2 separate regions of the Homo sapiens genome follow, and region 1 is linked to region 2. The links are chromatin loops, found by intact Hi-C in ENCODE. Cell type or tissue: A673. All regions are shown on one strand. Links, peaks and the distances in the headings refer to the core of each region. The heading gives the core; the rest is flanking DNA.

What was found. A loop is a pair of places that touch in the nucleus more often than their neighbours do. Peaks named below come from ENCODE experiments on the same cell type or tissue, not always from the same donor. Only the 100,000 strongest peaks of a DNase experiment are listed, where the experiment ranks them.
Region 1: a loop joins it to region 2, with 13 times the contacts of the local background. A loop is called at or near these places in 25 of 110 quality-filtered maps.

Annotation. Positions count from the first base shown.
Region 1 is chr7:131,691,140-131,694,057 of GRCh38, forward strand. No RefSeq gene overlaps it. Among named protein-coding and RNA genes, the nearest start is that of PODXL, 140 kb to the left of the region's middle. In A673, for the core only: a CTCF peak has its summit at 1,100 (motif pointing right); a DNase peak (open chromatin) is centred at 1,112.
Region 2 is chr7:132,048,542-132,051,459 of GRCh38, forward strand. No RefSeq gene overlaps it. Among named protein-coding and RNA genes, the nearest start is that of PLXNA4-AS2, 210 kb to the right of the region's middle. In A673, for the core only: CTCF peaks have their summits at 1,376 (motif pointing left) and 1,583; a DNase peak (open chromatin) is centred at 1,370; H3K27me3 peaks cover 966 bases.

The DNA.
Region 1 (2,918 bases), core at 103-2,602, 360 kb before region 2:
GCTTACTGCAACCTCTACCTCCTGGGTTCAAGCGATTCTCCTGCTTCAGCCTCCAGAGTAGCTGGGATTACAGGCATCCACCACCATGCCCGGCTAATTTTTGTATTTTTATTAGAGACGGGGTTTCGCCATGTTGGCCAGGCTGCTCTGGAACTCCTGACTTCAGGTGATCCACCTGCATTGGCCTCCCCGTGAGCCACTGTGCCCGGCTGTGGCTGCTTTTATCTATGGACCTTGGCTCTTCCCGGACACTTGGAAAGCAACAGGAGCACAAGGTTAAATGATCAACCATCCGAACTCCAGCCTTGCTGTGGGGGCTAGCCCAGCATCTCAGCATCCTAGGGGCTGTCTAGCTGCTACGCTGGGGCGGGACCTCTGTGCTCTACAATACTTACGTTTTCTCAGACCTCTGCTTATCTCTACTTAATGTGCCTTCCAGTCTGTTATGGAGAATACAGACCACTGTTAGACCCAGCCTCTCCCCGCCCACACCTGCCTGTCACCAGGCAACAGGTTGGGTCTGGCTCTGGGGGTAGAGGAAGTTTTTGTCAGAACAAATTCTCATGCTCTGGGGCCACCACAGGGGCCCAGAAACACTTGTTCAATATCACACATCAGAGCAGAGGCAGACATTATGCTGGGTGCAGCCCAGCACCTGGTTGTGCCACTGTAGTTGAGGGATACCAGCTCCTTGGGCTTCCATGATCTCACTGGAAAAACAGAAGGAACCCTACCTGCCCTGCCCCTGCCTTTCAGGGTCGTCTGGAAGAGCTGTGATGTTCAGTGAACATGAACGTGCTCTGTAACCTGGGAAGGGCAGTGCAGATGGCAGGGGCGTGTATACACTTACTCTTCAGGCTGGCTTGCGAGCTCCCATCTCTCACCCTCCTCCCCCTGCTCTCCTTTTCTGTGCTGCCCGTTCCCTCTCTGCAAACTGGGAGTTATTCTGGCCGCAGCCAGTTCCACGTCCCCACTGAGGGCCGCACCCCTGAATGTTCCCTGTTGTAAAGCTGTGTGGAGGAAGGGAGGAGGCCTTTCTGCGTATTCTGTCTTGTCATCAGCCCGCGGTGTTCCAGAAGCTGCCAGCAGGGGGCAGTAGCACCGCATCCCTGGGACCCTCCCGGCGCTTCCCGGCCACGGCCCTGGGCTCCGATGAGGCCACCTCTGTGAGTGGGTGTGTGCCTGCCGGTCGCAGGTCGAGAATGTCTTAATGACTTGTGCCGCGTGTGCGCGCTCGATGAGCAGAGGGCCTGATGCGGCAGGGCCACCGTGGGGGCCAGGCCTGGAAACACGTGCTGATTTCCTTTGGGCAGCAGGGGTTGAGAGGGGGAGTTGTCCTGGTGACGCTAATGGGGAGGCCAAGGTGGCCTTCAGGGGCTGCTTGTGTAACACACGGTGGGGGGGACCGTGGGTGTGGCTCAGATGAACGCAGAGGATGGGATGGATTCCACTGGCCAGGTCCTCTAGGGTATCCTGCTGAGCCCGGGTAGTAACAATGACAAGGGCACACCCACCCAGCGGGCCTTGAGGCAGGCTCTCAGCCTCCACCCAGGCCCCTCTTGACCTTGCATGGACCAGAGGGGCTGTCCTCTGTGCCCCCACCATTGTCTCTTCAGCCCCCTCCGACCGCACTCAAACTCCTGACATGAACCCCGGCTCCCAGCTGCTCTAGCTTTTGGAAGCCCCTGCACTGGGCTCAGCCATTTCCCCTTTCTGGATTCCTGGGCCCCTCAGGACATGGCTGTCAGCGCCACTGAATTGAGACTGGAGGCAGGTGCCAGGTTCCACTCATAGTGATGGGTCCTGCCACTCAGCATCTGGCAGCATTGCAGGATGATGTTGCAGGACGGTGCCTGCAACCACAAAGGGCTTGGCCCAGGGTCTCTAGGGACTTGCAACCCCTTGAGGAAAGATCAACTCACCTGCATCTAGAGTTTCTGTTATTGTTTTTTGCCTAGAGGGAGTTTTTGAGGGGGGGCCTCAAGGTGGGGTGGAGCCCCTCAGCACCATTGTCCTCTCTGCCATCTGAAACAATGGCCAGCCCTGTCCTGTGCCTTGGAGGTCACCCTGCTTTCCTGGGTGATGCAGGGCCTCTCTCGCAAGCTCCCTCTCCCCAGAAAGCAGGGATTGAACACAGTATTTGCTCGCACCTGAGAAGTACTCCATGCTGCAGAAGATCCTGTGGTGAGGATGTCAGGGTTCTGTTCTCTGCACTCCTGAGCTTTCCAGGCGTACTGTTATTTAATTATTCATTCTGCAGTGTTCATTCATTCACTCACTGGTTTATCACACATTATCGAGCCTCTACTACATACCAGGTGTGTATTCTCTCTCCCTCAGTTAGGGAGGGGGTGTTTCTGGGCTCTAGGAATAGTCTCACTCCTCCCTCCCATTTTATTATTTATTTATTATGTTTGGAGATGGAGTTTCACTCTGTCACCCAGGCTGGAGTGCCATCTCGGCTCACCCCAACCTCTGCCTTCCAGGTTCAAGTGATTCTCCTGCCTCAGCCTCCCGAGTAGCAGGTATTACAGGTGCCCACCACAATGCCTGGCTAATATTTTTTTGTATTTTTAGTTAGAGACGGGGTTTCACCATGTTGGCCAGGCTGGTCTTGAACCTCCTGACTTCAGGTAATCTGCCCGCCTTGGCCTCCCAAAATGCTGGGATTACAGGTGTGAGCCACCGCACCCAGCCCCTCCTCCCTCCTAAAGAGAACCATTGGTGGGTCCACATGTGGGGACAGACAGGGGAGAGTACGATGGAGCCAGAGGACAGAGGACCAGCACTGGGGGCCGAGTGGGGCATGTGGCAAAGCAGAACTGACTGGGAGCAGAGCTGTGGCAGAGCTGGGGAAGAAGAGGGCAGAGCTGGACAGAGGGCGGGACAGATTGGGGGAAGAGACAAGGTGGATGGGG
Region 2 (2,918 bases), core at 209-2,708:
AGATGAATATATTTACTATAGAAAGAGCTCCTAAATTAATTTTTAAATAAAAGATGAATTATTTTAATAGAACAAAGCAAAGGAAATAAACAGGCAATTTAAAAGGAAATTTAACATGGTTACTATATGAAAAATGTTCAACTCCATGCGTAGAGGAGGATATTCTCATTAAACCAAAATATTGTTATTCATCTATAAAACTTTTAAATATGGGATTAAAAACTCCACTAACTATAGTCAGTGTTAGCAGATTATGGATGTGAGAGTATACGCTCACATTCTGCAGCTTTGAGGGTGCATTGGTACAGCCCTTCTGGAGAATTAGTTGAAATATTGATGCTATGAATCAGAAATTTTAAAAATATGCGCATATTTTGATCTAGCAATTCTACTTCTGAGTAAATTTCTTGAGTAAATAATAAGTATTATGCCAAATATATATATACTCATTAAAGCATTATTCATAATAGTACCCTCCAGACTTTAAAGTCATATATCCCTATCAGTAAAAAACAACTAAGTAAAATTAAGCATGTACGCTAATCTATCTATATATTTTTAATAAATTACTTACGCGTAGCATCATAATAATATAGAACTTGTAAACATATGAAATAGATATGTTAAAAGTTGAGTTAAGTAGAAACAAAAAGACATACTAATATGTATGTTTCCCAGCAAACAAAAGGAATTATCTTGTGTAATTCCTGCAGTGGAAACTCCTGACTCTGGAAACCACAAATTTTATTATATCAAAAGCTGGAAACATCTTAAATGTCTACCAATAGTTAAGTGTTACATAAGTTTTGTTTGATATAATGGCCAATATGATGGAATAATGTATAGCATTTTAACAGTACAGTGTAGAAAGAAATGGATTCGAAAGCACTATAAGGAATGATTCCACTTCCCTGTAGTGGTAAAACCGCTTTTAGTAGACTAACTCGTGTACGAGTTAAAATATTAAAAAAACAACAATTTGAAGGAGCTGGAGAAGGATCAAAGACAGGCATGGTTAGAGGGGAATTGACTCTTGAAAGTAGGGAACTGTGCAGGGAGAGATTCACGTTTATGGCTTAGTCCCTAGGCCACTCCCAGGCACTCAACCTGACATAGAGCTGGAGTCCTGGCAGAAGCTGAGAAGCACCGCTTGCAGCATCAGGAGACAGAGTTCACGGTAGCCAGAACAACTACAAAGTCATGGTGGAAATCTCAGAGAAGGGGTCCAGAGAAGAAGGAGCCCCAAAATCTACATATAAACTTTGACCAAATTCTTGGAGGACCCCTGAATTTGGCACCAAGGACCCCAGCAAAAAGTGCAACTGGAAGGTTGAAAGAACTGAGCAGAGATTTCTGGTGCTGCCCCCTGCAGGAGAGACAGGATTTGGAGTTTGAGTCCAGTCAATTGAAGTCACTGCTGGAATGAAAATAACACTCTTCAGAGAAAGAAGAATCCAAGATTCTGCAACGTATCACTCTCAATGCCCGGCACAGAATAAAAAACTATCAGACATGGAAGAAACAGGAAAATATAACCCACAGCCAAGAGAAAAAGAAGTCCATAGAGAAATAACCCAACACAGTAAATGCAAAATGTGTAAGAACTTGAAGTCAAATATGATTCTAATGAACAGATGAGGAATTGCTGCAGAGAAATGAAAAAGGAAAAAAAAAAAGAACAAAATAGAAATGCTAGAACTAAAAAAGAAGATCTGATTTAGAGAATTCACTGGATGGGCTTAGCAGTCGATTGGAATGAGAAAAGAAAAAGTTATTGAACTTGAAGATAAATAAACAGAAATGATGTAATCTGAAGAATGAAGAGAAAAGATATTGGAAAAAAATCAATACAGCCCCAGTGGTCCGTGGGGCCATATCAAGTGATATAGTGTAGATGCTCTATGATCAAATGCAACGCTTGAAAGGTTTATCTGACCTATCCTTCCTGGTGAGCATAATTGTTACTGTATTGTCTGGTTATAGACACCAAGGGGAACCACTGCACCTATAAGCGTATGTTTGATTTTTATATTCATATACCCAGCCCAGTGATATTTTACCTTCTGTCTGCTCATACTGTCAGTTCCCCAAAATTACTTATTGACATTACTGGTAGTAGAAGTTTTCACTGAAGCCATGCACTGTGTAACCATTATTGGGAGATGGTTCTCATCTGATGTCTTGTTTTTCTGTACATCTTGTGCGCAGAGGTACTGATTACTTTTGTTCTGAAATATCTTTTGAGTGATTTTTATATAGGAAACACCTTTGGAAGATATAGTTTTTCTTTGCACTGCAAAGGGGGAGGCTGATTTACTGTCCAGTATAACGATTATGTCTCCCTCTAGGACAAAGGTCAGGCAGGTTTAGAATGGATTACAATCGGCTAATAATTGCCCGATAGAAATTGATTCGAGTTTCCCAGTTGTCAGGGCTTTCTTCTGTGACTCAATCCACTGATTGTGTGGGTGTCACATAGCCCTCTTTATTCCTGTGGAAATTGAGCCTTGGGGACCTGGTGCAAATGGTGACATCCTGGCTATTGCTATTAATAAGAGAGACCTTTGTCCCTCACCTAGAATACCTTGAGTCTTCTGCTAGCACCCATGAAATTGTGGCAGGTTAACTGGTTAGCTTGCAGGGAGGGTAAAACCTCATACGCTTCAATCTTCAATTTTTAATTTTTTTCCTCAAAGACAAGGTCTTTCTCTGTCACCCAGGCTGGAGTGCAGTGGTGCCATCATAGCTCACTGCAGCCTCAATCTCCTGGGCTCAACCAATCCTTTCACTTCAGTTTCCTTAGTAGCTGAGACTACAGGCATGCACCACCATGCTCAGCTGACCCCTCCTGTCCTATGGGCATCTGCCAGCTTCAGCTCCTTATTCTGTGGCTTTGCTCTTTTCAGCAGCTGGAGTTC